Regions from separate parts of the Homo sapiens genome. Here all the other regions are linked to region 2. Evidence: chromatin contacts called from ENCODE Hi-C or POLR2A ChIA-PET data. All regions are on one chromosome and are shown on one strand. Each heading gives the region's core, a stretch centred on a gene start or an enhancer-like site at or near the end of the contact. The rest is flanking DNA. Distances are from core to core; before and after follow the strand shown. Region 1 holds the start of LDLRAP1 (low density lipoprotein receptor adaptor protein 1). Region 2 has its middle 3.9 kb from the start of MIR4425. Region 3 holds the start of IFNLR1 (interferon lambda receptor 1).

Evidence for each region. A loop is a pair of places that touch in the nucleus more often than their neighbours do. ChIA-PET counts read pairs that join two places held with the same protein, here RNA polymerase II (POLR2A). Pooled maps may share reads with other maps.
Region 1: a map with no recorded cell type shows a loop between it and region 2 (5-fold over the local background). The contact joins the promoter of LDLRAP1 here to the enhancer-like site in region 2. A Hi-C loop is called at or near these places in 2 of 37 single-sample maps with no recorded cell type and 4 of 50 pooled maps.
Region 3: a map with no recorded cell type shows a loop between it and region 2 (14-fold over the local background). The contact joins the promoter of IFNLR1 here to the enhancer-like site in region 2. A Hi-C loop is called at or near these places in 1 of 168 maps with a recorded cell type or tissue (B cell), 12 of 37 single-sample maps with no recorded cell type and 8 of 50 pooled maps. POLR2A ChIA-PET finds 5 or more read pairs at or near these places in 2 of 52 experiments (activated B cell and activated CD4-positive, alpha-beta T cell).

What each region holds. Positions count from the first base shown.
Region 1 is chr1:25,542,136-25,544,904 of GRCh38, forward strand. It overlaps LDLRAP1 (low density lipoprotein receptor adaptor protein 1), which reads left to right and starts at 1,471. Exons shown (of 9, transcript NM_015627.3): 1 at 1,471-1,651. The coding sequence starts at 1,564. RefSeq lists an enhancer at 1,141-1,200 and silencers at 1,301-1,760, 1,791-1,970.
Region 2 is chr1:25,018,286-25,020,985 of GRCh38, forward strand. No RefSeq gene overlaps it. Among named protein-coding and RNA genes, the nearest start is that of MIR4425, 3.9 kb to the right of the region's middle. RefSeq lists enhancers at 738-847, 938-1,007, 1,048-1,207, 1,165-2,061, 2,320-2,700. Within about 2 kb of position 1,255, at least 3 of the 41 ENCODE cell types and tissues checked have a DNase peak (open chromatin) inside an H3K27ac peak, as active enhancers do.
Region 3 is chr1:24,185,955-24,188,654 of GRCh38, forward strand. IFNLR1 (interferon lambda receptor 1) reads right to left here and starts at 1,335. Exons shown (of 7, transcript NM_170743.4): 1 at 1,237-1,335. The coding sequence starts at 1,294. RefSeq lists a silencer at 1,108-1,597.

The DNA.
Region 1 (2,769 bases), core at 221-2,720, 520 kb after region 2:
CCCCCTTCTAAAAGAAGCCAGGCTGTGGCTTGGATGTGTGTGTCCTCCCTCTGGCTCCTTTTGGCACAGTTTGAAAGGAAGGCATGGCATCCTAGAGAGTTAGAACAAATCCTTCCAATCCTGGAGTTAGAACATCTGTGCCTGAGCAATTCTGGGGTTCAGACTGCCCTCCGAATGCTCCTAGGAAGCAGCTTGGGGTCAGGGTCAAGGTCATGCAGATTCTTGACCCTGGCAGGTTGGAAGGATCACTAGAGATAGCATTGACTCTCATTCACAGATAAACAAGACTCAGAGAGGGGAAGTACTTGCCTGAGGTCACACAGCAAGTCAGTGTCAGGGGCACGTTCCAGATCATACCATCTGTGAGGCTACCTGGGAAGTTGCGGGGGCATGGGGTGGCCCAGCATGCTCAGGTGGTGCCAGGGAGCAGCCTGGGAGCTACGAGGATGAGTAAAGTGCCTGGCTGGACTTGCTAAAGGCAAATTTTTATATACCGACCCTGCGCCTAACAAGGGTCTATACTGCAAGCTTGTCCAACCTGTGGCCCACTGGCCATGTGAGGTCCAGGACGGCTTTGAATGGAGCCCAACACAAATTGGTAAAGGTTCTTAAAACATTATGAGATTTTTTTGGGCAGGGTGTGGTGGCTCACAGCCATCCCAGCACTTTGGGAGGCTGAGGCGGGCAGATCACTTGAGGTCAGGAGTTCGAGACCAGCCTGGCCAACATGGTAAAACTCCATCTCTATTAATAATACAAAAATTAGCCAGGCATGGTGGTGCATGCCTGTAATCCCAGCTACTCGGGAGGCTGAGGCATGAGAATAGCTTGAACCCGGGAGGTAGAGGTTGCAGTGACCCGAGATCGCACCACTGCACTCCAACCTGGGCAACAGAGTGAAACTCTGTCTCAGGGGAAAAAAAACAATACAGAAAAACAAAAAACATGAGTGTGTGTGTATATATATATATTTCAGCTCATCAGCTGTCGTTAGTGTTAGTGTATTTCATGTGTGGCCCAAGACACTTCTTCTTCCAATGTGGCCTAAGGAAGCCAAAAGTTTGGATATCCCTGGCTTACAGCCTCCACTATTTCCTAAGTCTCCCACTGCCCTGGACATCGCATTGCTTTTGTCCCTGAACAAGATCTTTCACCACTGGAGGAGCCCTCAGTCTCCCCATCTGTAAAATGGTCACTGGAAATCCTAGGCCGCTGCTCTCAGGCCCTCAGGCCCCTACGGGGTGGGGATTGGGGAAAAGGAGGAAAGCGGGGGCGTCTAGGGCTTGCGATTTGCTATCTTCTGGCGCCTTCGGGCGGCCTCGGAAACTCTTGGTGCCTGGACCTGGAGCCTGGACAGGGACCGGGCGGGGCGAGACCGGCCGTCGGGGGCGCGGCCCGTCTGGGGGCGGGGCCTGTCCTCTCTCGCCCCGCCCCGTCGGACGCCGCGGCGGAGCTGGCGCTGGGAGGGGAGGAGCGCGCAGCCCGCGCGCCGCAGGGCCGGGCGGAAAGTTTTTCCTGACGGAGTTTTGGCTGCGGCAGCGGCGGCGGCGGCCGGAGCGGGCCATGGACGCGCTCAAGTCGGCGGGGCGGGCGCTGATCCGGAGCCCCAGCTTGGCCAAGCAGAGCTGGGGGGGCGGTGGCCGGCACCGCAGTGAGTGTGCGCGCGTCAGCCGGGCCGGGCCGGGATCGGGCAGAGGCGCGCGGGGCCTCCGCGGGCGCCCGGAGTGCGGCCAAGTTGGGCAGAGGCGGGGCCTCACCGGCGCTCCGGTCCCGGCGTGGCCCTTTCCCGGCCCTGCGGGGCAGGGGGTCGGCCGGGGTCAAGTTGTGCACCTACTCGCCGGCCGCTCGATGCCGCTGCGAGGAGGGGCAGCGCTGAGGAAGGAGCCCGAGCTCGGGGTCCTCAGGTGCAGCCGGCATGGGGTGGGGTGCAGGTTGGGAGAAGAGGCCCCCGCCACCCGCGGCACCTCCCGCCCTGCTGTCCTGGCCAGCTAGGGGGAGGCAGGCGCTCGTCGTCGGTGCCTAGGGGAGGAGGAGAGGGCGCAGGGGCTTGGGAAGACGCCCCCGTCCCGCACCCCTGCGCCCCAGCCAGCAGCTGCGGCGGTCAGGAGCCCACTGGCCCGTTCTCCCGCCCCCTGCCCGACCCACCGGGCCAACTTTTGACTCCGGGTGCCCAGACACCCATCCAGGTGTGAGCCCGGGGTCGCAGGTACGTACTTGAAATTGGGAACGAGGCCCCGCCTGGGGTGCCTCGGGAGAGCCCCACATCAGGCGATCTAGACCCTTACGTCCCTTCCTCTAGCCGGGTCCAGGTGGCAAGCCTGGCGTCCCGACTATTTTTGAAACCTGTTTTCTCTCGCACCTTTCCCCTCGGGCTTCCAGAGTCCCTTGGGTGCCCAGGCAAACGACAGACTCGCCGCCACCTCTCCCTGGGGCGTCTGGGAGGCTGGGAGGGGCCTCCCCCCCTTTCTCTCCCCCAGTCTCTGATTACGCTCAGGGAACTTGTCACCTGGCACCTTCCCCTGAAGCCAGAAGACCCAGCCTAGCGCAGGTCTCGTTGTTTGGGAGGGAGAAGAGAGTGGCTTGCCTGGGGTCACACACACCTTCCTGCTGGTTTTGGAGCCAGAGCCCAGGACTGCTGCACACTCCCACCTCCCTGCCACCTACTTCGGGCCACAGCTTCTCCCCTCATCAGGAAACAACTGACAGTACAGCACCCCCTCATCCCATCCCCTCTTGGCCTTACAGGGCTCTGCCAGGGGAGCCCGAGCT
Region 2 (2,700 bases), core at 5-2,504:
GTAAGAGGAGGGAGCAGGACCAGTGGGATATCTCCTGAGGACACCTCACTGCTACTGAAGAGGACAGGAGCATGCTGGGGTAGGAGGTCAGGTCTGCATGGCAGGCCTTCAGAAACCTCTGGAATGTGGGTTTGAAAGTTTGGGGGCTGCTCTTGCTACAAAGGTTCCCTGTTCTCCCCTCCTTTCTTTCCATGACATTTCACCAACTGTTTCTTCCCTTAATCCAAACCATCGTTTTTCCAGGGTGAAATTTAAATCAAAGCCACATGGCTCCCCCAACACACGTGTCCTTGCCAAATGGAAGCGTGTTCTGGGGAAACAGTAATGACCCTGCCGAAGGGGATTCTGACCTCTCCATGGGGCCCGCCAGGCAAGTGCTATGTGGCATTGAGAAGACCTGGGGGCTTCAAGTTGGCCCAACTGGGGTAGGCTTGGAGGTTTCCAGGCCCAAACATGGCTCCGCCAGGAGCAGAGGGTGAGCCTGAGTTCCTCCACAAGGAGGCCAGGAGGCCTTTTCCAGAGCCAGGAGCCTTCATCCTATGAGCCATGGATATGGGAGGTGCCTGAACCCCTGGGGTCCATCTGGGGAAGGGGTTTACACGGTCCTCCCAGTGAGGCTCAGTCATTGATATGACTTGAAGCATGGTGGTGGTGTGGCTGTATGAGAAAGAGACCTGGATTTGGAGTCTTGTTTGTGTCTGATTCTCACTCACTTGCTGTGTGACCTCGAACAAGTTCCTTAACTTCTCTGAGCTTCAGTTTCCTCATTGGTAAAATGGGGCTTCAGCTAGAAGCTCTCTCAGTGGTAACCATGATGCAGGCGAAGGGCCAGGGCCCAGGAGCTGGCGCACAGTGGAGCTCACAAAAGCAGCTGGGGGAACTGTGCAGAAGTGAAGCGGGGGCCTCAGAAAGGAAGGAGGGAGACGCCAGGCCTGGCATTGCAAGAGGGGCTGAAAGCAGTGGTGGGAGAGAGGGCAGACAGGGAAATCTGGGCACTGTGTGCAGCCCCCAGATATGAGAGGAAGCCCCTGAGTGGAGAGTCATGAGACTTTGGAAGGGGCAGAAGGCTTTACTGAGGGGAGGGGCATCCAGGGAGGAGGGGCCTGGAAGTCCCCAGGGGCCACTCTGCAGGGGCTTCCCTGGGCCTGGTCTCTGTTTTACATAGTCTGGCACTCCCAGGCGGGCTCACAACTTGGAGTCCTGGTTGGGGAGAGGGAGTCAGGAGAGCAGGAGGCAACCTCCCATACCCGCCATACACCAATAATCAGACACCCTCACTCCGGACCAAGCCTGGACACCTGTGGGGTGAGCACACTCATAGCTATAGGCCCACAGACTGAGAAGTACATGCAAATGGCCACATGCCAGACCCATATGCAAAACACAGACCCAGACAGGCCATGCACAGACCCACATTTCCACACCGGGGCCAGACCCGCATGCAGGAGTGTGCAGGCATGTGGATGCGTGCACACACACTCCCGCACATACATGCCTGCACACACACACACCTGCACACATACACATGCCTGCACACACACACACCCCTGCACACATGCATACATGCCCACACACACACACCTACATGCCTGTGCACACACACACCTGCACACACGCATACATGCCTGGACACACACGTACATGCCCGGACACACACATGCCTGCACACACACCTGCGCGCACACACACCTGCACACACACATACATGCCTGCACACGCACACATACATGCCTGCACACACACATTCACATACATGCCCACACACACATGCACACACATACCTACCTGCATACACACACCTACACACACATACATGCCTGCACACACACATTCACATACATGCCTACACACATGCATACACACATACATTCTTGCATGCACACATCTGCACACACATACATACCTGCACACACATATTCACATACATGCCTACACACACGTGCACACACATACATGCCTGCACATACACATGCACATGCATGCCTACACACATGGGTGCACACAAACGTGAGCACACACATGTGCTGAACAAGGCCCCAGGAAGCCTCCAGCACAGGCCAAGAGAACGGCTCCCTCTACACTCGTTTATTCACTCCACAAACCAACTGAGCACCTACCAATGTCAGGCACAACCCCTGCCCCTGGAACTCACACTCTAGTGAGAAAAATGTCAATCACGCCTATCGAAATAATGACTATTCCTCACACATTCACGAGATTTTGCTCATTTAACCCTCAAAGCAGCCCTCTGGAGTCGGGGGGTCTCTGCTGCACAGATGAGAAAATGGGGTTCTGAGAGGCGTGGCACCATGCCCTGCTCGAAGCTCCAGAGCCGGCGATTGGCAGCCCCACTCAGATGGGTCTGGGGAGGGCTCTCTACTTCCTCTCGGTGACTTCTGTCTCCCCTGCCCTCTGCAAAAGCGGAGGCTGTGGGGATGTGGCCCCTGGCGCTAGGAGCAGGCCTGCTGAGGGGCCTGGCTGCTCCCTCTAGCCCCACTGTGGCCCTGGACAAGCCTTTCTCTTCCCACCCCTGCTGCCCATTGCACAGAAGCAGACATGGAGTCTGAGAGGACAGTGGCCTCGTGAGGTGGCCGAGCTGGGCACTGCGTTAGAGACAGGGAGGGGGCAGCTTCTGCCACCCACATCCCCAGATCAGTCGGTCCATGAGTCCTCACTGAGCCTGGTCCTGGCTGGATGCTC
Region 3 (2,700 bases), core at 85-2,584, 830 kb before region 2:
CTACACAGTCAGTTTGTGTGGGAGCCAGTATTTGAACTTAGATCTGGCTGTACTTACTCCTAAATCATCACACCATAGTTAGTGTTGTGTATATTAAATACTTATCAGGTGAAAGTACAAGAAGGTCTGGGTTTGACAGTGAAAGGGGAACAGAAGACCCCACCCTCCCTCCACACACAGGTACACGGTCCCTCATCAGCCACAGAGAACGCTGCTGTGGGCACTGGGGGCTGGAGCATCCCTGGCTGGCCTAGTGACCCAGTGGATGGACAGCCTGTCCCACGTGCCTACCCTGGAGGCAAAAGCTAGCCAGGCTTGCTTTAGCCCCTCTTCTCTCTTCTGTGTGCCTCACCTCTGCCATCCTTCTTGAGGAATTCCCTGAATTGCTCTGAGCCTCAGTTTTCCCATCGGAAAAGTAAAAATAATATCTACCTCCGAGGATGGCTGGGTCGTGAGGCTTCCAGAATAATGCGGTGCCTGGCACAAAGAAGTTGCTGAATAAATATAGGCTTTTATGATGATTGGATTATGCCCAGGGACCTTTACAGCTCTTTAAACTGTGAGTCCAAGACTAGGAAAATATCCTGGGGGCGATTTCTGGACCTTCTCTTCCCTGCTTCGGTTGGAGTCGTGGGCGGTGAGGTTTGGTGGTTGGGTCCTACGGCGAGGAATTTTGTACCTGACACCTTACTCATCAGTAGAGGTGGGAAAACAACAACAACAACAACAACAACAAAACAACAACAAAACAACAACCACCACCAAAAGAAAGCCGTCTTGTTAGAAAGCAGGGCACAGGCGACCAGAGCTCCGTCCCACCAGAGGCCTGGCAGGAACGGGAAGGGACATCAATCGGTCCCACTTTCCCTGCTGTCCACACTTTAGGGTCAAGTGTGGTTTTCACGCAGGGATCAGTGCTTTCTTTAGGAAACATTAAAAAGCACTTTATTAAAAAATATGCAGTATCAAACTGCCGCTGTCTTTTTTCTCCAGTTCTCCTGAAGCTGGAAGCATTAGGAAACTGGATTCGTTTCCTGCGGGAGAGGAATATCAAAGACCCGGTTCTGTTCAGTCCTGGGAAGAAGCAAACTGGGGGCGCGTAGGCAGGGCCGATTCGCACCCGGCTCGGGTGGCTGCGGACCCCGTGCCTGTCCCAGGAGCTCCGGGTCCGAGGGTAGGCGCGGCCCGGCCCGGGGAGCCCTCTTCCCCCTCCCTCCCGCGGCCCCGCGCCCTTACCTGGAGCGGCCTGCAGCAGGCACAGGAGCAGGGGGCCCCAGCGCTCGGGCCCCGCCATGGCCTTCCTGCCGCGGCGTCCCCGCCCGGGCCCAGGTCCCCGCCTCCCGCCTCCCGCCTCCCGTCTCCTAGCCCACCGCGGGCAGGTGACGCAGTCGGCAGCCAATGGCCCGCAGAGCCGCGGGCCCGTCCCTGCCGCCTAGGATTCACTGAGAAGGTCCCTGGGGACAGCCCCGCCGCGGGGGGAGGGGGGGGGGGGAGCGCGCCGGTCCCCGCGCTCGAAACTCGCCCGTACCTCTGCTTCATCTGCACTTAGTTTTGTTTTACTCAATTCCCGGAAAAAAAAATCAGTAAATCCGTGCACGGGGGAAGGGCAGGGGAGGGGAAGAAACCGGCTGATGATCAATAACCCACGGCCAGTCCAGTGCTCCAGGACGGGCCATTTTGGCAGGATTAGGGAGAGTTCAAGGCCGGTTTGGCTACGCGGCCTCAATGCCATTGGCGGGATCCGAGCGCGTTTCTGAGCCGGATGCTGAGCTCCGCGCCTTACACACGCGATTCCCTTTAATGCCCCCGGGGATCCCGGCGGATCCGTGCTGCCCTTCTCCACGTACTTCTCTCCCGGGGAGCGGCAGGCCCCAGAGCTTCAGGTGCTTGTTCTGGGGAAAGCTGTCTTTCTGACCCCGAAGGCTGTGGTGTTCACCTGGACAGCAGTAGCTTCCCAGTAAGGCACACGCCACGACGCGCAATATTATGCGGCCCTTTAGGAGGACGTTGCCGAATGGTGTGTATCGACACCGAGGTGTTTGCAACACACTGAGAAACAGAAAAGCGAGTGCTAAAACATAGGCCCATTAAAAAAGTGTGTGTGTAGCCGGGCGCGGTGGCTCACGCCTGTAATCCCAGCACTTTGGGAGGGTGAGGCGGGTGGATCGCCTGAGGTCAGGAGTTGGAGACAAGCCTGGCCAACATGGTGAAACCCCGTCTCTACTAAAAATACAGAAAATCAGCCGGGCGTGGTGGCATTCACCTGTAATCCCAGCTATCAGGGAGGCTGAGGCAGGAGAATCGCTTGAACCCAGGAGGCGGAGGTTGCAGTGAGCCGAGATCGCGCCACTGCACTCCAGCCTGGGCGACAGAGTGAAACTCAGTTTCAAAAAAAAAAAAAAAAGTGTGTGTGTGTGTGTGTGTGTGTGTGTGTGAGTCTGTCTGTATGCATAGAAAGATATTTGGAATAATAATTACCAAAATATTAATGGTTGTTGTCTTTGGGTGATGAGGATTTTCTTTTTCAACTTTCTTCTTTTCTGATCATATTTCGTTTCCAATTTTTTGATAATTATTTGAAACTGGGATCAGCTTTGGTCCCATCAGTTTTTGGAAGAGAAAATGATTTTCACAGAGCTTGGTGGGTCCAAAAGTTGCTCTGAGTTTAACCGCGGGGGAAATTTCTTTTGGAAATTTCAG